5 separate regions of the Homo sapiens genome follow, and all the other regions are linked to region 3. The links are chromatin loops, found by intact Hi-C in ENCODE. Cell type or tissue: PC-9. All regions are shown on one strand. Region 1 overlaps KRT1 (keratin 1). Region 2 holds the start of KRT5 (keratin 5). Region 3 has its middle 22 kb from the start of KRT78. Region 4 has its middle 3.6 kb from the start of KRT3. Region 5 has its middle 3.5 kb from the start of KRT6A.

Region 1 (5,000 bases), 200 kb after region 3:
CGGCGGCGGCGGCAGCTCTGGCGGCCGGGGCTCTGGCGGCGGGAGCTCTGGAGGCTCCATAGGAGGCCGGGGATCCAGCTCTGGGGGTGTCAAGTCCTCTGGTGGCAGTTCCAGCGTGAAGTTTGTTTCTACCACTTATTCCGGAGTAACCAGATAAAGAGATGCCCTCTGTTTCATTAGCTCTAGTTCTCCCCCAGCATCACTAACAAATATGCTTGGCAAGACCGAGGTCGATTTGTCCCAGCCTTACCGGAGAAAAGAGCTATGGTTAGTTACACTAGCTCATCCTATTCCCCCAGCTCTTTCTTTTCTGCTGTTTCCCAATGAAGTTTTCAGATCAGTGGCAATCTCAGTCCCCTGGCTATGACCCTGCTTTGTTCTTTCCCTGAGAAACAGTTCAGCAGTGACCACCACCCACATGACATTTCAAAGCACCTCCTTAAGCCAGCCAGAGTAGGACCAGTTAGACCCAGGGTGTGGACAGCTCCTTAGCATCTTATCTCTGTGCTGTTTTGGTTTTGTACATAAGGTGTAAGCAAGTTGTTTTTCTTTTGTGGAGAGGTCTTAAACTCCCCATTTCCTTGTTTTGCTGCAATAAACTGCATTTGAAATTCTCCATGTCTCGATCGCCCTTGTTTACGGCACTGTCTAACCTGGATGGGTGTTTTGTGAGGTAAAAGAAGACACTAGAGCCACATGGCATATGGGAAAGTCATGCACACAAACATGAGAAAAATGCAGAGGCCAACCAGGCAACATTTCACCAGACTGGAATCACAGAGAGAGCAAGCACTTTCCCAGATGGTGGGGATGTCATGGAGAAATGGAGAGACCGGGTGACAGGTTTTGTTCATTTGAGAAGGCTTTCTTGAAAAGGGCAGTGAGCAAGCAGGTTGGGAGGAAGAGGTGTGGCATTGAGAAGAAGGGAAAGTATTGCATGAAAAAGTAATTCTTCACGTGGAACAGCCAGTAAGGAGGGGCATGAGTAATATAGGGTCAGCAGTTACTGGAGCCAGAATACAGACTTTGGCCTGGGGAGTTCAAGAACTAAGAGTGGTAATAGAGAGTTGGATATTCCATTTCCCTTCTCTTTTTGTGCCACCACCCAAAGCTCTGCATAATCTAAGAAGTTCCCTTGTTGACACATAGCTCATACTTGTGAAGTTGTACAACAGGATAGCATAGTGGCCAGAAGCATGGACAGTTGAACTCAGATATGCTTGGGTTTGAATCTTACCATCACCATTTACTAGTTCTGTAATACAGTGCAAGTTACAGACATCTCTGCACCTCAGTTTTAGTATGTCTAAATTGGGGATGATAATGCCTTCCTTGTGGGAATAGTGTGAGGATTGAATAAGATGAATACACAGGGCTGAGCACACAGCAAGCACTAAATAAGTGCCAGTTTTAATGATAATGGTGATGATGATGATGATGATGATGATGACGTAACATTGCTTGTGGGACTCCATACAGCTCAGTAGATGCTTGCTCAAAGAAGCAAGTTACCAAAATTTTTGTAATGGTTCTCTGAACGTGAAAAAAGCAGTCAACTTCTCTGAGGATCAATTTCCTTAGTTTCCAATTAGGAAAAGTCTTCTTAGCTCCAGAGTCCCACAGGGCTAATGGAATAAGGAGAGGATAGATCACACATGTATTATGCAAACACAACTCAGGTGAGCTCTATTCTTCCTTCTCAGTTATCCCTTCTGTAGGGACCCCAGTGTCCCCTGCTGTCTTTCTGTGTCCTGACCGGGAAACACAGTGTGCCTTGTCTACTCCATCACTTGGCCAGCTGCATGCTTTCCTTTGCAGGCTTGAAGCAAAGCTGGGTCTCGGGCATTCTCAGGCACTGACAAAGCTGTTTAGTTGTTGCTGGGAAACACTGGGAAATAGCCCTTTTGTTAAACACACAGAAACTAGCCTTCGCCCTGAGCCAAATTCCTTAAACTCGTCTATGAAATTCCATAACCTGACTCCTTAACTGCAGACATACCCAGCTAGAACATCCCTCATGTCCCTGTCCACCGTGAGAATGCTGCACTTCACTCTGAACCTTTAGTCCTCCTTTTAAATACTGCACACTGATCACCCTGGTGTTTAGTGCTTTGTTTTTTGGAATCCCACCTGGCTCCATTTTGGGATGGTTCCGGGCACTTCCCTATGGAAATTCCCCTGCTGTCACTGTCAGAGTGAGTCCAGCAGTGGGTTTAGCTGGATGAAACACCACCATGTCCATTTCCATTCAGACTAATGTCAGAATTTGAAAGGCACTATGGTAGAGTAGAAAGAACAAGGAACTGTACTATTTAAAGGGCAGGCAAAGAAAAGGCATCTATAGCTTATAAGATGTGTGGATCTTTGGATGTGACTTGGCCATCCTGAGCCTAAGTTGTCTTGTAGGAGAAATGGGAATGAGAATATTTTCCTCTAGACATCAAGAGGAAAAGAAATATAACGTGAAAACCTTTGTGAATTGTGAATGTGTTATACAGAGTAGCTAAAAGAATTAAAAAGGGAGTGACAAAAAAGTAAAAGGCAGCTGGCTGCTCAGGGCCTCCATGGAGGGAAGTACCTTGATATGGTCACTGTGGCTCAGTGACAGCTCTGCAGGGACAGGAAATTGATTTGTTAGTGCACCCAAAGTTGAATCTGCTCCTGAGTACTGATTTATGGGAACCAAACACACAAGAGATGAAGGATGTGTCAACCAGAATGTCCAGCATTAGCTTGTGGGGAAACACATACTTCCAGTGACTGAAATACCATCCTGTTATCAAGAGATCTGGGAAACTAAAGTACTGACAAGAGCTGGCTTGATCTGTGGATTTAGAACAATGAGAGTTAGGTGGCCTTGAGGGAGATGATTCACTCTCCTTCACAGAAGAGCTGACCTCTGGGGTCAACAGATATAGCACCTCTTTCCCAGGGACGCTACTGAATGAACAGTGATGTGTTCTTATACTCTGGCCCAGATTTTCTACATACTTTCTTAGGTTACAACTTTATTTAGTCACATTTCAGTACTGGGGATACTCCTGTTTATCTTCTTTGGACTCGAGTTTTTATGGGAAGGTCATGAAACAGAGAAAAATACAATTTGCAGGGAAACTTACCAAGGCTTGTAAGGTTACAAGGATTAAATGAAAACCCTGTGTAAGTCAGTATATAGTGAAGAAGTAAATTGAGTTAGACCAAACGCCAAAATGCATCCACATTAGAAAGACGATAAAGGAAGACTCTGGATTCAGTTCTGTTCAAAAAACATTTTCTGCACAAATACTATGTATGAGGAACTGGGCGTTGGGGAGATGATGATGAGTGAGACATGGTTCTTGCTTTCAGAGAGCCTAGAGACCTGGGTGGTAGCAATGGTAGAGATACATCCAAGACACAGAAATAGATATACAGGAACACAGATGATTGAAAGTGATGCTTGGCAGGGCTTTAAAGAATGAATCAGAGTTTTTCAGGCAGACGAGGATCTTCAAGGCAGAGGGAATCATATAGATAAGGACATAGAAGAGTGAAATTTCATGAAGTAGTTAAGCATCTGAAGAAGCATGGAATTAGTGACAAGAAATGATGCGGAAAAGATATCCAGATCCAATCAAGAAGGGCCTTGTTGGCATTCTATGGAGTCTGGACTTTGGCTTCTGGGTCACAAGTTCTCAGATGGGGTTTTCATATCTATTATTAGACCTACTATGTACTGGTCCAGTGGAAGGGAAAGGGGTTGTCTTACTGCTAGTGGAGTAGGAATTGGGTATGGACCACAGCTTGTCTTGTTTCCAAGTATTCCCTAAGAAATCTGGTCTGCTGATGGGAGATCTATTTATGGAAATGTCTTTTTCCCTCAGGAATTTTATGTCAGAAACAGCTGTCATAGGTGAGGAGGAACTGGTAAAAGTACTTAATAGGAGAGTGTCATGGTCAGATTGGTGTTTTGGAAAAGTCAGCCAGGGCAGATTGGAGAGGTCCATATTGGAGGCAGGAAGACTTAAGAGACTATTGCAAAGGTGAAGACAAAAGACGATAGGGACTTGCACTTTAATTCCAGCCCTTAGAAGTAGTAGAAGGTCAGAAATGAGAATATGCATTACAGAGATAGTTAGTTGCTATATCATTAGGACTTGGTGATAGATTGGATGAGGATGCGGTTGGGTGAGGCAAAGAGGAGAGTCCACATTCCTGGTCTGGGTAGTAACAAAGAATCTAGCAAGAGGGCTTGTGGGGAAAGATGCTGAGTTACGTAGCAAGTGCATCTGCTTTATCCTTGTAATGAATGGGGCTAAAGGTGTAAACCAAAGAGTCATCAGCATTTGGAGGGTAGAATAAATCATCAGATAACTCAGGAAGAAGGAGCAGAAGAATTACTGATACTCCCTGGAAGGAAAACCGGAAGTAAATGGGAGAAACTTGCTCAAGTGGACAAAGTTTAACAGACATGAAGCTGGTCAGAATTCCTCAGAGGCCATCCACCAAAGCTACTGAGATCCCCAGATCTACTGGTGACCTCCCCGAACCTTAGATTGTACTCTTCCATCCCTAGGTGGTCTAGTGTGTGTTTGATGCTTGGTGCTTATCCTGGTAACAATACTCAGCAGGAGGGCAATCTACAAGGGCGAACGTGGGGTTAAAGTTCTCCTGTCCCCTGCCATGAGTTCCCTTTCTCTGTGGCAACCACTCCCCTCAGTTTCTTGGGTGTCCTTCAAAAGGTATGTATGAACATTCAGGCAAAAATATACATATATGTTAATTCTCTTTTCCAGATGTCTTGCTACTCTGGCCTTCCCACTGCAGTCGACTTGATCATCTTCACCCAGATGGGATTTGAATTGCATATTCTTCAGCAGATAGGCCTTTTGGAATCTGACTGTGGCTTCTGTCCATACATTACAACCTGTGACCCAATTCCTGGATTTTTCTTTTTTTTTTTTTTGGAGACAAAGTCTCGCTCTCGTCACCCAGGCTGGAGTGCAATGGCGCGATCTCAG
Region 2 (5,000 bases), 350 kb after region 3:
GCAGGGGCCTGCTGGAGGGAAGCGGAGGGCTCTGCTCTGCACCCTCTCCTGCCAGGGCCAATCGGCTGCTGAATCTAAGGGATGGGGGCCAAGGCTGCTCCCCACAGCCCCCTGCAGGCCTGCCCCTCCCTTCCTGCTCAGCCCCAGCCAGCTCAAAATTAAAATTCCAGCTTGCATGGCCCCTCCAATGAGCCCAGGCCCCTCCCTTCTCTCCCAGCTGCACTGGACAAAACTATGCAGTGAGAGGTTAGGCAACTTGCTCAGGGTCCCAGACCCATCCAAGGACTGGGTCAGGACCAACACATGGTCTGGAGTGGTGCCACATGCTTTTGCACCTATGCTGTGACCCACAATGTGTGCGAAGCCCGTGCACAAGAAAAACTCAACTCCAGGGGGTAACTTGTCACTATGACCTCAATAATGGCAGCAGGGACTCACCTCCAAAGGCCCTCTGAGCCAAGGCTGAGCAGTTGCTTTATGTCTGGACATTTGCCTTTCTACCTAGTCCGGTTTTCAGACTGGGGTCTGAAAGCCCTAGAGACATTGGGCTGTAGGAGGGAGGGGGTGGTGTGTCCAGCTCTGCAGATCCAGAGTGGCCACTCCCCTCAGGGCCCTGTGATTCTGAGAATCTAGCTAGGACCAGAGCTGGGACCCAGGTTGGGATGGGGGCAAGATTCCGCTGGCTTTGGGTGGAGGCAGGAAAATTCTTCCCTCAATTCCCCCTGAGGCTAGGGCTTTGTGAAGAGCTATCTTGGGCTGGCCCGCTGTTCCATCTGCCCTTCCCCATCCTGCGAATCTGGCTGCAGGCTCCCTGATGGGGCTGCCAACCATAGCCCAATGAATAGGGTGACTCACACCTCAACTATTGCTCCCCACTTTTTGTGCTGAACAAGCGTGAGGTGGAAGGGCTGCAAAGTTGAGGCCACTAAAGCTTTCTTTCTCTCCTGGAGGGGCCTGGGGGCTGGGGTGGCACGTGCAGGCTACTTGTTAGTGGGCTCAGATGCAGAACACCCTCAGAATAAGGGTGAGGGAAGAAGAAGGATGGAGGGAAGCCTAAGGAATAAAGAATCCTAAATGCTAGATTAAATCCTAAATCCTAAACACAGAGCATACCCAGTGTGAAGGGGACAACAGACTCATCCTGTAGACACGGACTGAGAGACAAAATCAGATGGACAAGACTCTGAGACTCAGCATAGGGCTGGAGGATTCACAGAAATATATGTGAATATATATAATGTATATACATTCTGTTATACATAGGTTGGTGTAGATATAGGTTGGTGCAAAAGCAATTGAGGTTCTTGCCATTGTGGGCTTCACATAACAATCTGGGGAAGGAGCGGAGGAAGAGGATTTTCTGTCTGTCAATTCACTCCAAAAAATATCTGCAGAACACTTCCAGTGCCCAAGGCTGGGCTGAGGGTGTGGGCCATGCAGAGATGTTCCCTAACCTTGGAGACTGCCCTGCTGGGGGGGACTTAGAGGATATGTACAAATGCTGTTTTATGGAACATGTTCTATTTATCATGCTCTATTAAATGTATCTTCTACTAAAGCCCTACAGATTGGAGTGGAGGCTCTGAGGAGAAGGAATCCTGGGCTGGGATGGCAGGATTTGCCTAACCCTTGTTCCACGAATGGATACCACCCTCTCCCTGGTGTCTGTGAAGGGCTTCTCCATGTATGAAATGCTGACCAGGTCCTACATTCCCTGCACAGCTCTGCGAGAGAGGTCAGGGCAGCCAGCTTACTGTCCTTTCTCTGATGGGGAGAGCAGCAGGGCGGGCCCTGCACTGTCTTCTGCTGACAAGGAAAGCAGCACCCAGAGGAGAAGCTGAGCAACATGTCCCACCAAGCCTGGGAACTGCCTCTGTGGGGTGCCCAGCAGGAAAGCTCCCTGGTGAGCCTAACACAATCCCTCCCTTCCTGCCACAGTGAAATTCCAGGCTGGGGTGGGACTCTCCCGAGCTGCAGTGGTGCTGGTGCCTGGCTCCCCACCAGGAGCGGCTCCATTATTTATACCTGTCCAGGTCTGGCATTGAGGGAGGGGCTGCCCTGCCTGCTCATGGGAGGATTCCCACGAAGCTCGGATAGAAGAGTGCTGCTGCTTCTCCCATGGAGCACCCACATGCTCCCTGCTCCCATGGAGCACCACACACTCACCGTTGGTCCCTGGCACATGGATCTGAGCTTGGCACACTCTAGCAATCCTCAGACTAGCCAGAACGCATTCCTGCTCTGCCAAGTCCTCTTTCTTCACAACACAGCTGGGAGGAGAATGAATGGGGAGAAGAGAATGTCCCAGTGTCTCAGGAGGGGTGGGGCTTCCCTGAGGGCAGTGAGGTCTGTACCCGGGACCTGTGAGTGTATGTGGTGGTGGGGATATACCCCGATATCGATCTTTGAGTGGAGCAGGAGCATCCCACTACGAGTCCTCAGACACTTGCTTCAGGCTTGGATCTGTTCTGTTCTATCAGGAGCCGAGGGTCCCCTGGTATGTCTCAGGCCTCCAGGACACTCACATCTGTTCTCCAGAAAGCAACCAAATGTGAAAATGGTGAGCTCAGCACAATTCATCTCTGAGGGTCTCAGAAATGCTCCAGCCAGGGAGGCCACCCAAACCATTTTGCTCAAGACCTGTAAGACCGGCTCCGGCCATTGGTCTGTCTGCCGAGATTGACCTGTCAGCTGCTTGCTCATCGCAGCCCTCTGGTGAGAAGTCACTGTTTCAGCTGATCCTCAGCACCAGGGAGTCATTTTCCCACTGCCTTGGCTTCCTTGTGGCCAACCGCAGGCCCTGGTGAGAGATTCCTGAGCCTGGGTCTGGTCCTGTTCTTCTACTCTTGAGAATATAGCCCCTCCTCCCTGAGGCTTTGAAGCCATCCCCATTGCATTCCTACCTCCAGCCTCGGGCCACAGGGCGCCCCCGAAACTCTGAACAGCCCAAGCACTGTCCTGCCTGAGAGCCCTGCTTCTATTTGGGGGACGGCAGAGAGGTGGCCCCACTCAGATCTGCTGCCAAAAAGAGTGGGTGTGGTTTAGAACAGACGTGTGTTAAAACCTCATCAGAAACCCCCTTTCCTCCACCTGGTGCCACAACCCCCCAGACAAGTTTTGCAGAGGGGATCTCAAAGGGCCCTCCCTAAAGCAGCTGGCAGATTGTCATGCCAGCTGCCTGGGCCCACAGGCCTGCTCTGGCTAGCCTTTCTGGCAGGACAATCCATAGACTTAGAATCCCGTTTTCCATTGCCTTGGCCCTGAAGGAGGCTGTGGGCTACAGCATAGAGAAAGCAGAGCAAGTCCCGCTGCTTGGAACAGGGTGGTTCGCCGTTATAACAGGCCGTCAGACTCTCAACATGTTCCTGATGAGATTAGAAGCTCCTGCAGGTATGTGTTTGTGGCGGCCTTCAGCCTGTATCAACACATACGATGACTCATTTCTTCCCTAGTGGAATAGAGCTTGCTGGAACACACCTGGGGGGCTGGGGAACCGGCAGAGTAGCTACCCCCAAAGAGAGACGCTATAGCCCATGAGTCTCAGGGTTTTTTTTTAAGGGATTGCATGGGATCCCCGGGTTTCCTAAACCCCCCACAGAGTCCTGCCCAGGCCAAAGAGCAAGGAAAAGGTCAAAGGGCAGAAAAAATGCTGAGTTAGGAGGAGCTATGGAAGGATAAACCTGGCCTTAAAGAGGTCAAAGTGGTTTATAGGGGGCGCTGAGGGCTTCCCACATTCTCTGGCCTAAACCTTGCAGGCAGATCTGCCCAGTGGGCTCTGGGATAGCTGTGCCTTCCCTAAGAAAAAAATTGTGCAGAAAAGGATGAAACTCTATTTTCCCTCTAGCACATAACCAAGAATATAAGGCTACAGATTGCCTTTCCCAGAGGGGAAAACCCTGCAGCAACCTGCTGCCTGGAAAAGTGTAAGAGCAGATCACTGGGGAATCGTTTGCCCCCCGCTGATGGACAGCTTCCCCAAGCTGGAAGGGCAGGTGCTCAGCATGTACCGTACTGGGATGGTTGTCAATACTCCTGGTCCTGTAAGAGTCCCCAGGACACTGGCCATGCCAATGCCCCCTCAGTTCCTGGCATCCTTTTTGGGCTGCTCACAGCCCCCAGCCTCTATGGTGAAGACATACTTGCTAGCAGCGTCACCAACTTGCTGCCAAGAGATCAGTGCTGCAAGGCAAGGTTATTTCTAACTGAGCAGAGCCTGCCAGGAAGAAAGCGTTTGCACCCCACACCACTGTGCAGGTGTGACCGGTGAGCTCACAGCTGCCCCCCAGGCATGCCCAGCCCACTTAATCATTCACAGCTCGACAGCTCTCTCGCCCAGCCCAGTTCTGGAAGGGATAAAAAGGGGGCATCACCGTTCCTGGGTAACAGAGCCACCTTCTGCGTCCTGCTGAGCTCTGTTCTCTCCAGCACCTCCCAACCCACTAGTGCCTGGTTCTCTTGCTCCACCAGGAACAAGCCACCATGTCTCGCCAGTCAAGTGTGTCCTTCCGGAGCGGGGGCAGTCGTAGCTTCAGCACCGCCTCTGCCATCACCCCGTCTGTCTCCCGCACCAGCTTCACCTCCGTGTCCCGGTCCGGGGGTGGCGGTGGTGGTGGCTTCGGCAGGGTCAGCCTTGCGGGTGCTTGTGGAGTGGGTGGCTATGGCAGCCGGAGCCTCTACAACCTGGGGGGCTCCAAGAGGATATCCATCAGCACTAGTGGTGGCAGCTTCAGGAACCGGTTTGGTGCTGGTGCTGGAGGCGGCTATGGCTTTGGAGGTGGTGCCGGTAGTGGATTTGGTTTCGGCGGTGGAGCTGGTGGTGGCTTTGGGCTCGGTGGCGGAGCTGGCTTTGGAGGTGGCTTCGGTGGCCCTGGCTTTCCTGTCTGCCCTCCTGGAGGTATCCAAGAGGTCACTGTCAACCAGAGTCTCCTGACTCCCCTCAACCTGCAAATCGACCCCAGCATCCAGAGGGTGAGGACCGAGGAGCGCGAGCAGATCAAGAC
Region 3 (5,000 bases):
AGAATATCTTCCTTAAAGGATTGTCCGAGGATTAAAGGAAACAACACCTGGAGAGTACATTGAAATAATAAATGGTAGCTATGATGATCTCCCCCACAGATATATCCACACACAGAGGCATGGACACATGCAGATTTACACACACACAAAACCTCAGACATCAATACATGTATAGGAGCAGGCACATATCAACACAGGTGTATTTGCACAAAGATACAAAGACACAAACAGAACCCCCTGCCCCCACCACCAAGGAAAACAACCCCCGCAACAACCATAAAAGCAAGTTTTACTGCCCAGGGTGTGATGGGAGCAGGCAGCCCAGCTGGGTTGGGGGTGGAGGCCTCCGCGTCGGGCGGTGCCTGCCCTGCTCAGGTTCCCACTCAGCCCCAGGGACAGGACGCCTTCATTCTTCCAACACGCCACTCTCTGTCCCCAAGAGCAGTCACCCCATCCTTTCTCCACTGTCACCTGAAATCAGGCCCTACCCTCTCCCAACAGCATGAGCTCCAGGGTGGGGGCCCCCAGGGTGGTTGTGGTTGGTGGGAGGGCACAATGGTCTGGTTCTCCAGGGACGGTTTGGCGGTCAGCAGGGGCGGTGGTCCTCTGGGTTGGTGGATTCCGGTTTTGGGGATTTGGCTGCTTGGCCTGGGAAGTAGCCCGAGGGGGACCGCCAGCCCCTGGGAATGGCCCTCTGGGCCCTGGACAGTTTTAGGCAGCTCTGCTCTACTTTGCCTTGTGCAGCTCCCCAGCTCTTGCCTGAACTCCTTCCTGGAGCTGGGGGCATTTGGAAATGGTGCTCTAGAGCCAGGGAGAGCTAGAAGGCATCCCTGCTCCTGACCCTGGCAGTAAGAATCCTTTCCTGTTCAATCACGGCCATACCAGCCTGGTCTTCCAAGTAGTGTTTTCCCATTGCCCTGGTGTTTCCCCCGACAATGAACCCTCGGTTACTAGCTAATCCTAGTATCAGAGACTGCAAGGGACCCCCAAGGCTACTGGGTCTACATTCGAGGTAGAAAATTTCACATCTGAGGTCACACAGTGATTCTGTAGCAGCAGCAGTGGGATTGAACCTGGGGCTCCTGTCTCCCCATCCAGAGAAGCCCTGAGTCTCAGGGCTCCCACCACCTCCCCCACTGCCCATTTTCACAGGGAGCAGGTTTGTGCCCCTCCCGTGGACTATATGGTCCTAAGGGCTTTTGTTGAAGACCAGAGCAAGGAGATGCTTGGGCCCTGGCCTCTGGGACTCCCAGCCTGATAGGGGAAGAGAGTGTCAGATCCAGGCAACAGTGGAGCAACTGAACACACCAGGCCAGGAGGCTGGCACAGATTCTGGGAGGTTTATCAGGCAGTTGCCTGCAGAAAAGTTTTGAGGGAGAGGAGGGGCATGGACAGTCCTCTGGACTGTGGGGCGAGGGGTCTTGAGGGAAGGTGCCTGAGGCTTGCTCTGTCCCCTTCATAGAGTAAACTTGCTGCTTCCAGTTCCGGGGACTAGATTCTGGGGGTTGGCCATAAGATATCAGGTGACTCTTTGCTTAGAATGTTGAGTACAACTGAAATGGCCCAAATGCTTCACCCAGGCCTGGACCTGATGTAATGTCCTGTAGTATGACCTCCAGGGCTGACCCTGGCCAAGCTCAGGGGCTGGTCTCCTCGGGGGAGCTGGGGAAAGCGGTGATTTCTCTGATGCCTTGCCAACCTCCATTCTCTTGCTCTGAACCAACTCAGTCCAAGCTTCCCAGGGGCCAACTGACTCTCAGATGTGACCACGTCCTTCCTGAGGGTCCTCCAGAAGACTGAGAAGCCTTCTCAAATGCCCAGGCTTTCAACAACCCCCTTCCTGACTCTCAGATTTCGTGCCCCTACTCTCGCCCCCAGGGCCTGGATGAGTCAGAATGATGGGGCTCCCAGTTGGCAAGACTCAATTTTGCTGGCTGGGAGTTTTTTCAGGGTGCTAATTAAAAGGAGCCACCCAGAGAGAATGACTTCACTTGTTCACACACACACCCTTCTGCCCTGCCCTCCCTTCTGCCCCCATTCACACGCTGAGCCAAGGCAGGGGCGGTGGGTGGAGGGAACCCAATGGCAAAAGTGTGAGCATCTGTGTATGTCAACAAGCAAACTGCAGGCTCAGAGCATTTTTGACATTTTTTTTCCCCTTAGTCAAATGTTGCAGTCGCTGCATTTCCTCTGCTGTTTCCCTCCCGGCTGAACTGGACAGGCAGAACTGCCTCTGGGTGGGAAGGGAACTAGGTGTCTCCCAGTGGGCCCCAAGTAACGCCACTATGGTGGGGATTCCCTCCCTGGCCTGACCTCAATCCCGCCAGCTGCAGTCTATTCCCACCGATGTTGTCCTCTGTGGATGGGACCCCAGCTGGAGAAACCTTGGTGGGTCCACCTTCAGTACAGGCTATGTGAGGTTCTCTCCAGTCCCTCACAATCCTCTCTGTTCCCTAAATTCTTCCCCAGTTAAAATCACAATCCCTTCCAGTGCTGGGTGGCAGGATGGGGCTGTGGCACCCAGGGTAGGCACTGGTGCAGGTCCAGTGGTATCTGGATGGTGTTGCTGATGGCCTGGAGCCCCCAGATATTCCTGCTTTGATGCTTGGTACAACCCACATTGACCCCCTTTGTTTTAGCTAATTGGGGCAGCTGTGAGTTTCTGGATTCTATCTGGCCCAGGTCGGTGGACTGCCTTCAGACTCCAGGGTGCCAGGGAGCATAGGGCGTGTTGGAGGTAAAAGGGCCAGGCTGGTGCCGCCCTGGGAGCTGGGGGGAGCCCGAGCTCACCTCTCCGCCTCCTCCCTCCATTCTAGGATTGCCCTGCAGGGGTCGCCCTAAGCCAGGCTTCCAGGCGGCCAAAGCACCCACCCTTTTCAGACTCCGGGTCCTCCCTCAGGCTCCTTGACCCCCAGACTCGGGGTTCTCTTCTCTCTGTGGGGTCCCCTCAGCCCTTGGGAATCCAGGAAGTGACATGAGGAAGGGACAGAGACAATGTGTGACCCAGAGGCTCTGAAGCGACAGGAGTGACAAGTGTCAGAGCACATGCAAATGACATGCAAATGAGCCTGGCCAGTGCCAGAGGGTGTCTGGGCCCAGGCACTGTCTCCAGCAGCCCTGCAATTGTCTGCCTCTTCTCTACCTGTCTGTGTGCGTTAGGGTCCGTTTCTCTGCCCCTCCCCACAAGTAACCAACTGCGCCAGGCATGTGCTAAGTACTTGGAAACCTCAATTGTCACTATAACCCATGGCAGGGACCATTATCCTCATTTTTTCATATGGTTTCTGTATGGCTCCCATGGGGTTGGATTAGTGTTTCCCAGTCTTCCTGCCCCCTACAAATTAATAGGTGTTTAGTGAGTCTGAAAATAATGTAACGGGGGCCCCACCCCCACCACCTAGAGAGCAGAGTTCCTCTGAGAGGTCCCAGAGAATGGGGACTCTGGGCTGTGGTTTGGCACAAAAAGACTGGGGCAGAGGGTCAAATGTGGGAGGGGGATCTAGAGAAGACATTTTGACTATTTCCCAGCTTCCATGGGGCCACCTATCCCTGCCTGACCAGGGTCCCTGGACCTAGTCCTTCTGTATATTGACTTTGTCCTTTCAGAGATGGCTGTAGTCACCTAACTTCAGTCCCCTTTGTGGCAGCACCAGCCTATTACCCTGTGGTGGGTCAGGCTTGCCAAGAAACTTTTAAAGGGGGTTTGATGTAGTTCTGTGCCTCCCTCTTGCAAAAGGCCTTCATGAGGCCTGGGGGCTTCAAGTGACACTTTTCCCCTCTCCTTTCCGGAATAGAGCTCCAGAGACCTGGAAGGGGCTGTGGGGAACTGACGCCCTGCTCCTCCTTGCATTTGACACTGCTTCTTCCTGGCACTTAGCAGGGCCTGGGGAAGCTGGGATGGGGCTGGGGGTGGTGGCCTTAGGTGAGGTTTGCTCTGTCTCCTCCTCAAAGTGATGTGCTCCAGCCCCAGCTGGCACTTTCATTCCAGTTTCCTCCTCGCACATTCTTCATTTCCCCTCCCCTGCTGTCTCTGCTGCTTTCCGCACCTTCCCTGCTCCCTGCCCATCTCCTGTCTCCTGAATCTCCAGCCAGGTGCCCCTCTTCTCTGTTCCCCCTCTGGGAACCTTCTTGGCTGGTCACTCTGGAGTCCCACTGAGTTTCTCTTCCCTGGAGACCCTTGGGGCTTGAGCACTCCTCTCTGTGGCTGGGAATGAGGTGGCTCCAGGAATGAAACCCTGGCACGTTCCAGAGTTTGGAGGCTCTTGGTTGCTCAGGAAGCTCCCAGCATGTACACTCCTTGGGGTCTGAGGCCCCTGGCCCACCACTGGCTTTGAGGCAAATGGCCCAGGCCTCCCTGGGGCAGTGACAGCACAGGGAAGTAGGCACTTGGGCTCAGCCACAGGCCTCCTTTCCACCATCTCTGCACCCTATTCCCTCCCACACTGCATGCAACCATGCGCCTGCCCTCTCAATCAGGTGGCACAGAGGCCTGGCCCCCCTCCTCATCCCTTCTTTCACTTAACAATCTCTCTCCCTTTCTTCCCGAGGCCCCTTACACTCCCCTTCACTGGAGCCTTCACCAGCTGCCCAGCCCATGGCTCTGCTAGTTGCCCCATCTGGCCTGAGTGCATTCTCTCTTTGGATTCCTCCATCCCCTCTGGTGGAGGGGTGGCTATTCCAGCTGGAGAACAGACAGATGCAGGCATAGACCTGAGAAATGCTTTACAGATAGTCCTGGGTTCAGATTCTCACTCTGCCACTATTGGTTGTGTGATCTAGGACAACCAAGCCTCAGTTTCCCCATCTATAATATGCGATTAATCAGAGGTATGCTATGTAAAGCACCTGGCATGTAGTAGTTGAACATTAAGTGATAATTCTACTTCTTTTTTTTTTTTTTTTTTTTTTGAGACAGGGTCTCCCTCAGTCTCCCAGGCTGAGTGCAGTGCAGTGGTGCGATCATGGCTTACTGCAGCCTCAAACACTTGGGTTCAAGTGAT
Region 4 (5,000 bases), 71 kb after region 3:
CAGAGTAAAGACAGGGAAGTGTGGCTCAGTGCAGTACCAAACCAAAAGCAGCTTAGCATCACTCAAGACAGGGCAGGGAGTGGTGGGAGAGGACGCTAGAGAGCAAGGTTGAGGCCAGGATGTGGAGGGCATGGGTTGGCCCATTGTCCAATTTGTTTGGGGTTTGGGCTTTATGTTCTAAGACTAGACAAGCTCAGAACAAGGCGTGTCTGAGAGATTAAGCTCAGAAATGGATGAGGAGATAGCTCTGGGCCACCTGCTCTCAGGGTGTGGCCTGGAGGCCCATGATGTGCTTTGAATTGCAGTCTGGGAACCACCACTCTGCACCTCCCTCCCCTGCCACGCAGCTGTAATGCTAAGCCTTGCCATGGCCATGCCTCCTTTCCCACTCTTGTTTCCTATGAGGGTATGTTTCCAGGAATGAAGAGGTTTGCTGTCATTCCTTTGTCTCTTGGCAGAATTGTCTCTCACCCCACACGCTGGCATCCATTCCTTTGATATTTATTGAGCATCTTTCATATGCTAGGGGCTATAAATTGCTATTTTAAAAATCCCCTTGGGTTACTTACAGTGTCCCCTGGTCCCCTTATTTTCACCATGATTGTACCCTTTGCTTTATGTCTAACTGGATCCCCTCAAATTCCTCAGTGGAGAGAGATCCATGCTTTTCAAATCATTGCATTGAGAAATAAATGTATTTTTCCTCTTAAATGCCTTTCCCAGGTTAAATGACCACTTAATGACTTTTTTCACCTCCCCTTCTATCTTTTTTTTTTTTTTTTTGGAGACAGACTCTCGCACTGTCACCCAGACTGGAGTGCAGTGGCGCAATCTCGGCTCACTGCCATCTCTGCCTCCTGGATTCAGCCATTCTCCTGCCTCAGCCTCTGGAGTAGCTGGGACTACAGGTGCCCGCCACCACTCCTGGCTAATTTTTTGTATTTTTAGTGGAGATGGGGTTTCATCGTGTTAGCCAGAATGGTCTCAGTCTCCTGACCTCGTGATCCGCCCGCCTCGGCCTCCCAAAGTCCTGGGATTACAGGCCTGAGCCACCACGCCCGGCCTATCTTTTGTTTGAAGACAACTGTTTAATAACTTCCTAAGATCTCTTGGGAATTCTCCAGCGAGGACAAGGTTGTGATTTCTGCTGTGTACAAGCCTCTGGTTTGAGCAGGCATGCCAGCCAGACATGATTCAGCACAAATATAAATGGACAGCTCTTATCCATGCAGAGGAATCTTATGTAAATAGAGGCTTATTCAGGGCAAACCTTTTTTTTTTTTCATTTTTACTGTTATGTTTATTTTCTCTGTAAGTGCTTTGTGAATGCTGTCCCTTCAGTTTATTCTTACAGCAGGACAAGGAAGTGAGTTATTTAAAACTAGGAAGCTGGCTGGCATGGTGGCCCATGTTTATAATCCCAGCACTTTGGGAGGCTGAAGTGGGCGGATTGCTTGAGCCTAGGAGTTCAAGACCAACCTGGGTTACATAGAGAGACTCTGTCTCTACAAAAAAAATAAAAAAAGTGTTAGCTGGGCATGGTGGTGCATGCCAGTGTCCCAGCTACTTGGGAGGCTGAGGTGGGAGGATGGCTTGAGCCTGGGAGGTTGAGGTTGCAGTGAGCTGAGATTGCACCACTGCACTCCAGCCTCAGCAACAGAGTGAGGGGCTCTCTCTCTCTCTCTCAAAACAAAAACAAAAAAACAAAAACAACCCCCTGCCCCCACCACCAACAAACCCATGCCTTACCATTCCTCCTCCCCAGGCAGGATTGATGGAAGTCAAGAGCTAAAGAAGGGAACAGAATCTTAGCTTGCATTGAAAGAAGCACAGTGCCCCCATCACAGACAGGAAGGGGCTTCTTATTAGTTCTGGTGCACATGAAGCCACCTTAAGTATCCTATCTTAGCAAGGCACTGTAGTTTTAAGAGGTCCATTAACATATTAAAGTGGGTGCAGAGAAGATTCCCGGAAACCATCTGTACTGAGGACTGGGAGAAACAACTGGGTCTATCTAACTGGGAGGTTGGTGTCTGTGAATTCCACAGTATTTTCTAATATTGGAAGGGTTGTGATACAGAAACCAGGGGAGTGTGTGTGTTTTACTATGGAAGGCCAGGCAAGAGCAAATTCATCGCAACTCAGTTCCCATCTGCTGAAGGCCTGCCAGGGCCACAGGCTGATGGACACAAAGGCAGGGAAGACAGGTGGTAACAGTGCTCAGTGGGGAATCTCAGCTGGGGGCAGGTGTCCAGCCGTGGAAGGGGCAGGACCTTGAGACCTGAGGCTGAGAGGCCCCAGTTAGGGTTGCTGTTGTGTCAGGACTGCAAGGATTCTGAGAATGCACATGGATGCAAGTGTCTCTCGACTGAGTGAATAATGTGTCTTTTTATGTATATGTATTACCACTTTCAAATGTATATGACTATGAACTGCACTTTTATTTAAAAGTGTTGCTAAATTCATAGTAAAAAATGTATATTCTCAAAGGATACTGGAAGTATGAGTTCTGACATGTGTGAAGGTCAATGTAATTTTTTGTGTGTTAAAAGGGGCCTTCACAAGCAGAGAGGTATGGGTGCCATGCCATGACGGACAGGTGACTGGGCCTCCTGCTGCTGACCACAACTTCACTGATCCTTTAAGAGGAGTTAGGCTCCCATGAAATGGAGTGGAAGGCACGAAAGCTAGATCCTTGAAGACCTTCCTTGGGTCAGGGTGGGGTCTTGCTGGCCTGGGCAAGTTAGGAGATTTGATGAATCGCCTTCCATGGGGATCCTGAAGAGTAGGAGTGGCCAGGTGAATTCTGCCTCGAGGTAGAGGAGTGGACTGGAGAGCCTCCTGGCCGTAGCACCCTATGAGTCTCGATTTTACACATTGCAATCCAGTGACTCACTCTTTTCTCCAGGGAGTAAACACTTAGGGCGCTTAGTTAATAAACTTCAGATAATTCAAGTGTTGGGGATGACTGTAAACCAACTCTGTTTTCTCAAAGTGTTTATTAGGCCCTACAAGTTTAGAGGGATGGGCCCAACCAATAAGAATTTCAACTCACTGATTATCTCCTCCCCTTCCACCACTTCCTTCACTCACAGCTCTGATCAGAATTGACAATCTAGTCCCACGAATGTATTCCCCAATCTTTGTTTTGCTCCCTGTCCTCTCAAAGGTCAAGCCATGTCTTCTCTGCTATCCCAACCCCAAGAGTAAGTATAGATTATGCCCTTCTTCCTTTTTCTTCCACCATCTGCTGGGGAGGTCCCCGACCCAGGACTAGCTGATGACAGCAGTGGTTGTGATGTTGCTTCTCAAAGATTCTTCTCCAAGATAATTCCCTCTAAAGGAATGACAAGCATGGCTCAGAATCAGTGGGCTCTGGCAATGACTAAGATCTCCCCCCATTGGGGCACTAAGTACCCTGAATCACTATGGGTTTAGGAATTCCTAGAGACTCATTGCCCTGGACTCTAGACCCCACACCAGACCAAGCAGCAGCCTCATTTCTGTCTGGCATAAAGGCAGGTCCTCCATCCTGCTCTCTTAGATATTATAAGGAAAAATATGGTCTAATTTTTGTGATATGTTTCCTTTTTTCTTTTTCTTTTGTTGAGAAGGGTCTTGTTCTGTTGTCCAGGCTGGAGTGCCATGGTGCAATCATAGCTCAGTGCAGCCTTGACCTCCCAGGATCAAGTGATCCTCCGACCTTAGCCTCCCAAGCACCTGGGTCTACAGGCACATGACACCACACCCGGCTAATCTTTGTATTTTTTTCATAGAGATGGTGTTTTGCCATGTTTCCAAGGCTGGTCTGAAACTCCTGGGCTCAAGCAATCTGCCCACCTCAGCCTTGCAAAGTATTGGGGTTACAGGCGTGAGCCACCACATTTGGCCTTGTGATATGTTTCTTAAAACACTGGCAGATATTTCATTCATCTAGCTATGTTCCTGTGAGATCTAGAGGGTCAGAGATGATTGATCATCTTTTATGGTTAATGATGCTGAAATGCAGAGAATTTAAATAGCTTTGGTCATGCTTAGTCATGGGGAGGATCTGGTCTAGCCCTGGGTTTGGTTCATTGCCTTTGAGGGAGCAAAGAGGAGAGGAGCCTGTGTGGCCACACTCTAGGCCTGGGCTAACTTCACAGTCCATGGGCAGAACTTGCAGAAAATTAGGGATATAAGTCAGAGATGCTGGAGAGGGGATCCCAGCAATGAACGGGGCAGATTGTGTGACCTCAAATGTCCAGTCAACTTCAACTTGATTCTGTAATTGATTGATTCTTGATTGATTAGTTCTTGATTCTGTGATTCTACATTTTTTTCCCCTGAGGAGGTGACACTCATTTTGCATGTAAATTTTTCTAAATCTGAACACCAAATTTGAGAAGTCTGGATTCCTCACATTGAAATAATCTCAATTAGCTTGTGCTACCTCATGCAATGGGAGTTGAACTAGCTTTCAACCAGTTTTATCTGGTTGTAATCCAGTATAAGGGCTTAACCATTAGTCATTAATAATTAATTGATGGACTAATTCATTTTTTCAACAAACCAAACTTTATGGCACTTACTATTGGCAAAGCACTGTGCTTTGGTTCAAGGCACCCAGTATATTAACAAGACTGGAAACTCCTGGAGAGCTTATGGTTTTATCCTGGGGAGGAGCTAGGATGTTGCACAGCCTGGCAGGTAACACATGGGAGAGATAAGGATAAAATGGAAGAACCAGGCCACTGAAGAAAATTGTACTTCCTTTGCACTTGGGCCACTCCCAGCCCTACCCAGTGGGTGTTGAAGAAGTCTCTATCCTTTCCCCCAATTCTAAGGAGGCTCCTGCCAGGGCCATACAGACCACACCCTTAGAAGGGCCCAATGTGCAGCAGACAGAACAAAAAAGGCCTGTCCTGGAGAGATAAGCAGCTAACTTGGCCAGCTCCAGAGTGTGCAGGATGGCTTTCTTTTGGACAAACCAAGCCCAGTCATAAGCCTCTGAACAACCC
Region 5 (5,000 bases), 370 kb after region 3:
AGGGAAGAGGAAAAAGAGAAGGAAATTAAATTTATCAGATCCCCCTGAGGCCTCACTTGCAACATGAGTTCCACAGACTTCTGCCAGAATATCAATGATCTGTCGCTAATCCTGCCCCTAGGCTTAAAGTGAAATTATACAAGATTAACAGATGGAAGCAGCCAGGAAATTCCAGGAAATCTCAGAGGAGACTGGCTTGCTTTCTAGGGTATTTGTACTCTAAGAGTAAAATGATTTGAAAGTAAATTTTATAGGTGGGAATTACTCCAGATCATTCCAAATGTGGAGGAATTACCTATTACCTCATAATTAATCAGATATTTTCCCTGAAATATTTTCCTGAATTAACCAGATATTTTCCTGAAATAAAGGGTGTTTGACCAGAAGGCCGATGGAGTGAGACATCCCTCTGTAAGAATTCACTTCATCCTATCTTTTACATTATTTAAGCCAGGCCCTGGGTATGTCACTGGGGGATAGTTGAAATATTTTTTCCCAAGTATACTTAAAAAAAATTAGACTGTGTAGTGAGGGGAGCCTTGCAGCAGTGAGGAAGTAGAAACCAGAGTTCAAAGTGGAGATGGGATAAGAAGGGAGATGGGAACTGGGGAAGGCAGTGGAGAGAAAAGGAAACCAGTCCATTGGAAACTCTTCTTGCAGTTTTTACCGGTCTCTCTGGAAGGCTGGCAGGGCTCCCTTCAACCCTGTTCTTATCAAGGACCTCAGCCACGTGACAGAAGGAGAGCCTGGTCCTTCACCTGCACACTATCTCCTGCTCACAGAGGAGGGTTCCTGCCTTGTCCTGTTGTGCAGCCTGTCCCTTTCTCGCCTTCTCATCTTTCCGAAAGCACTTCTCTGCACTTCCAACCTCCCTTCTTGCCTCCCATCATCAAAATGCCTCATTCATAAGATACACACTGCTCTTCCTCCTCTAACTAGTGTCCCCACACGGATCAGGAAAGCCAAAGGTTGTCCCCTTCTTCCAAATATGCCCGTCAGTGCCCAGCCCAGTTGTGCGCTTTCCAGTGATGTAAACATCCAAGTGCACCTACTTACCCAGTACCAGCATGCACAGGGTGAGTCAAGACGGATTGGACACATGCAAAATATGTCACTCGGTAACTACATTTTATATGAACATGCGTCAAACTCAATGTGTAGAGAGCCATCAGAGTAATTTCTGTAATTGTGCAAACACTCAATATTTGCCCCTCGAAGCACAGAACATGCATCAATCCTGTAGGCTAATGATTGTTTCCAGTTCACTCCAGGCTCCTTGTCAAAATCCACTTTTTTTTTTTTTTTGACACAGGGTTTTGCTCTGTTGCCCAGGCTGGAGTGCAGTGGCATGGTCATAGCTCACTGCAACCTCTGGTTCCCGGGCTCAAGCAATTCTCCCACATCAGCCTCCCAAGCAGCTGGGATTACAGGTGTGCACCACCATCCCCCATTAATTTTTGTACTTTTTGTAGAGAGTAGAGATGTGGTCTCACTATGTTGCCCAGGCTGCTCTCAAACTCCTAGACTCAAGTAATCCACCTGCCTCAACCTCCCAAAGTGCTGAGATTACAGGCGTGAGCCACCGTTCCAGGCATATAATCTACTTTTGATGGTTGAAGTGGCAGCTACAATGCTTCCCTCCATCCCTCAAGTCTGTGAGGAAGAGGTTCTTGATGTATCCTCAGTGGGAAAGTCACATGGAGTGACATCTGGGGATTTAGGAACCACACTTTTAAGGGCAGGTTGGCCTGTGCAAAATGTTATTCCAGTGACCTCTGGACTCCACAACTGACCTGAGATAGAGCCCCATCCCGCTGGAAAATGGAGTTGTGAGACTTCCTGCAGCTGTAGAGAAAGCCACTCATGGATCATGTTCAGATAGGCAATGCTGTCAATGTTCTCTGCAAAAAAAAAATAAAAAAAAATAAACGGACTGTGTGTGTGAAAATTGAGAAACAGAAGGGAAGCTCCAGAGCTAGGTGCATACTGAGTATTCATAAACAACATGATTACTAAGTAAAACAATTTTGAGGGATTCAAGACTCTCTAAACCACTAGGTCTACCATAGAAGGCTGCACATCTCACACTAGCCTTCGTGCTTCTGTCTATGTTGCTTACACGTGTGGCTGCCAGTATTTCTCTTTCAGTGGGTGCTCCCTAGGGACAGGCCTGGCTCGCTGGGATTCCCTCTGAGCAGCATCATCCTGCATTGTGGCTTGCAAGATTAGGCACTGAATCTTAAAGCTTTTGATGATGATGACAATAGCCTCTCCCTCATTCTCATCTGCCAACTCCACCCTGGGAGGCAGAACGCCTAGGCAAATCCTCTTTGAGGCAGACTTTCCATGAGCTCAGGCTTCAGGAGCTCCCTCCTGTCCTCCCTCCACACTGGGAACAACTCAAGAGTGCAGGTTAATCCCTGGGCCTGGAACAAAGGCATTCTGCATTCCAAGGCAATCAGAGACAGCTCCCACCTGAAGGGAGGCTCTCCCGGCAGAAGGAAGAGGCTGGGTTCAGCTGTCCCCTGGGGAGGAGGCTGGCTGTCATCCTGCTTACTCATCCTGCGTGCTTTGGTTTCTCTCACATAGTTGCCTGAACCATCACCCTTTGTTCTAATCTTCTTATGAAGGTTGTGCCTTCCCCACTCGGCTCTTCTAGGGAAACAGAACACCTCTGGGCACCACCATGGGACATGAGCCATGGTCACCAGAGAGGTTTCACCTGAGAATAACCATCCAGGGTAGATAGGGTGGCCTGCCTATGAACATGACCCTCTCCTGGGATAGGTGGTCGCTGGCAGAGGTAGACTCAGAGGCAGAGAGGGCTGGACTCACAGGAGAGAAAAGAACAGGGCCCAGCCTAGGGCAGCTGTCTGAAAGCAGGCCAGGAACAACAGGCACCTCCCACACCAGGACAAAGAAAGACATAGACAATCAATGGCAAATGAGCCAGGTGCAAACTTCCCCTTTTAGTGGTGGTGGGGCCTGGGAAGAAGTGGAATCAGAAATAGATCTTCCGGCAGCAGCAGGATTCCCTCCTCTCTAACTCCCCCTCCACTGTCTTAGAAGCCCTTCATCACCTCTCATGAGTCCTCCCAGCTGACCTCACTCTATGGGGTCACTGGACTTGGTTCCCAGAGCATGCCTGGCAGCTGGGAATGGGAATTTTTTTAAAAAACCTCTTAGTAGATATATAAGAGAATGTCATATAAATTTAGCAAAAGGAGATACACTGGTGTCAGGAAATTAAACATGGCACTTTATATTGCTGGTGCTGTCTGATGCACACACCAAGCCTAGATTGAATAAGATGTTGAAGTTAAACCATCCTCTGATAGACTAAATGAATTACATTACATATTTTATTCAGGGATGAGTTCACCCCCACACTTAAAAAGACAGGAACTCATTAGTGAAAAAGGAACTGATGCAGTTGGCACTGCTGGTTAATAGCAGCTGCCCCTGTGTGTGTACCCCAGAGAACAGCCTGAGACCCAGCAGAGGATGGGCAGGGGAACCTGACTCCATAAGAGGGAGAGCAGTCTTCTGGGCTCCTGCCAAGAACTCAGAGGTTGGATCCTCTCTCCAACCACCTTTCCTTCCAATCACTCAGACAACATGCTGCCTCCCCCACTGGGCGGAGCTCTGTCTGCCCCATGCTGCTGCTCAGCAGAGTGGCTGCAAGCTTGCAAATTGCTCTTCTGATCCTGTTGCTCTTCTGCCTTCTGCGGCTCTGTGTGGCATCTGGGAGCAGGGCAAACCTCTATACATGGCTTCCTAAGTCCTTACTAATGTGGCACAAGCCTGCAATGTTGGTTTCATTTCTCTTACCGGTCTCTGAACCACCCTCCTCCCCCACACACATACCCTGCACTTGTGTCCCTGTTCTTGACGCTTCTTGTGGGCCTCTACATACAAAATGTCTTCATACTTTCCTATGATAATATTAGCTTACCTTCGGTGAGAAATTATATGCCAGATGCCTTGCTAAGACCTTCAATTAATTATCTCACTGAAGCCTCACAATAGCACTTTGAGGCCGGTGCTATGTTCACTCCCAGTTTACAGGTGTAAAAACAAGGCACAAAGGGTTTAAGAAAGTGCAGAGGGACACCCAGGTGCTTGGTCATGAACCTGAGCCCTCTGTCTCCAAAGTCCATGCTCTTAACCAGGGGTTGGCAAATGTTTTCTTTAAAGGGACAAATAGTGACTATTTTAGGCTTTGCAGGGCATACAATCTCTGTTGTAACTACTCAGCTCTGTCTTTGTAGTGTGAAAGCAGCCGTGGACATTGGACATTGACACAGACATAGGACACTGGGTAAATGCATATAGCTCCCACCTGAATTGCCAACCCTTCTTACCCATCCTAGCATCATTCATGCCAAGCCTAAAGCCTCTATCCCAAGAGAGTAGAGTGGGTCGGAGCACATACCAGAAGGAACACTTCTTTCCCAGAACTGGGTGGAAGCACATTCTTGGTCAACCATTGTGCAACCAGGGTGGAGGGAGGGGAGCTGCTTCCGTTGTCTTGAGAAGGTATCTCGTTCTTGCCAGACGCTGAGTTAGCACCTCCTTTAGACAGGGAACACCCTGTTCTCCTGGATGCTGTGTCCCCCCCTCCAAATGTTGGAGAAATGGGACTGCTTTTAAAATAGTAACAAGAGCTTTCCTGAGGCTCTTCTTAGCATGGGAGTTTGTTCTTCCTCCTGCGGTTGCTCATTTATCCATAGGTTCTCACAGAACAATATTGCCCAGGATTGCTCTCCATTCTCCTCATGCACAGTGCTTAATGCATGGACTGGAGAAGTGAAGCTCATTCCTCTGTAAACCAAGCACACTCACCTTTGTCAGCCTGCCCACCCTCCCAGAAGGTGTATATGGATTTGAGATTTCAAGCACTGAGATCAGAAATTAAAATGTGGAATTGACATGTTACATCATCACACTTGTAAGGGCACAATTTTATGATTCACAGCTTCCATATGCCCCTTGACTTT

Evidence for each region. Hi-C counts contacts between places; a loop is a spot of excess contacts. Peaks named below come from ENCODE experiments on the same cell type or tissue, not always from the same donor. Only the 100,000 strongest peaks of a DNase experiment are listed, where the experiment ranks them.
Region 1: it touches region 3 in a loop (7-fold over the local background); 23 of 110 quality-filtered maps call a loop at or near these places.
Region 2: it touches region 3 in a loop (7-fold over the local background); 4 of 110 quality-filtered maps call a loop at or near these places.
Region 4: it touches region 3 in a loop (4-fold over the local background); 3 of 110 quality-filtered maps call a loop at or near these places.
Region 5: it touches region 3 in a loop (10-fold over the local background); 3 of 110 quality-filtered maps call a loop at or near these places.

Annotation. Positions count from the first base shown.
Region 1 is chr12:52,670,350-52,675,349 of GRCh38, reverse strand. KRT1 (keratin 1) reads left to right here. Exons shown (of 9, transcript NM_006121.4): 9 at 1-614. The coding sequence ends at 157. Among named protein-coding and RNA genes, the nearest start is that of KRT1, 7.6 kb to the left of the region's middle. RefSeq lists an enhancer at 1-450. In PC-9, no CTCF peak of the experiment used is centred here; DNase peaks (open chromatin) are centred at 1,879, 2,789 and 4,159; H3K27ac peaks cover 2,533 bases.
Region 2 is chr12:52,519,776-52,524,775 of GRCh38, reverse strand. It overlaps KRT5 (keratin 5), which reads left to right and starts at 4,382. Exons shown (of 9, transcript NM_000424.4): 1 at 4,382-5,000. The coding sequence starts at 4,480. RefSeq lists an enhancer at 1,510-2,475. In PC-9, no CTCF peak of the experiment used is centred here; DNase peaks (open chromatin) are centred at 2,255, 2,765, 3,415, 4,225 and 2 weaker places; H3K4me3 peaks cover 2,616 bases; H3K27ac peaks cover 4,502 bases.
Region 3 is chr12:52,868,485-52,873,484 of GRCh38, reverse strand. No RefSeq gene overlaps it. Among named protein-coding and RNA genes, the nearest start is that of KRT78, 22 kb to the right of the region's middle. RefSeq lists enhancers at 2,897-2,946, 2,450-2,950, 2,951-3,451 and a silencer at 3,057-3,136. In PC-9, CTCF peaks have their summits at 2,629 and 2,831 (motif pointing right); DNase peaks (open chromatin) are centred at 1,574, 2,024 and 2,824; H3K4me3 peaks cover 1,216 bases; H3K27ac peaks cover 3,716 bases.
Region 4 is chr12:52,797,224-52,802,223 of GRCh38, reverse strand. No RefSeq gene overlaps it. Among named protein-coding and RNA genes, the nearest start is that of KRT3, 3.6 kb to the right of the region's middle. In PC-9, no CTCF peak of the experiment used is centred here; DNase peaks (open chromatin) are centred at 1,233 and 2,883; H3K27ac peaks cover 4,327 bases.
Region 5 is chr12:52,494,222-52,499,221 of GRCh38, reverse strand. No RefSeq gene overlaps it. Among named protein-coding and RNA genes, the nearest start is that of KRT6A, 3.5 kb to the right of the region's middle. In PC-9, no CTCF peak of the experiment used is centred here; a DNase peak (open chromatin) is centred at 2,561; H3K27ac peaks cover 1,321 bases.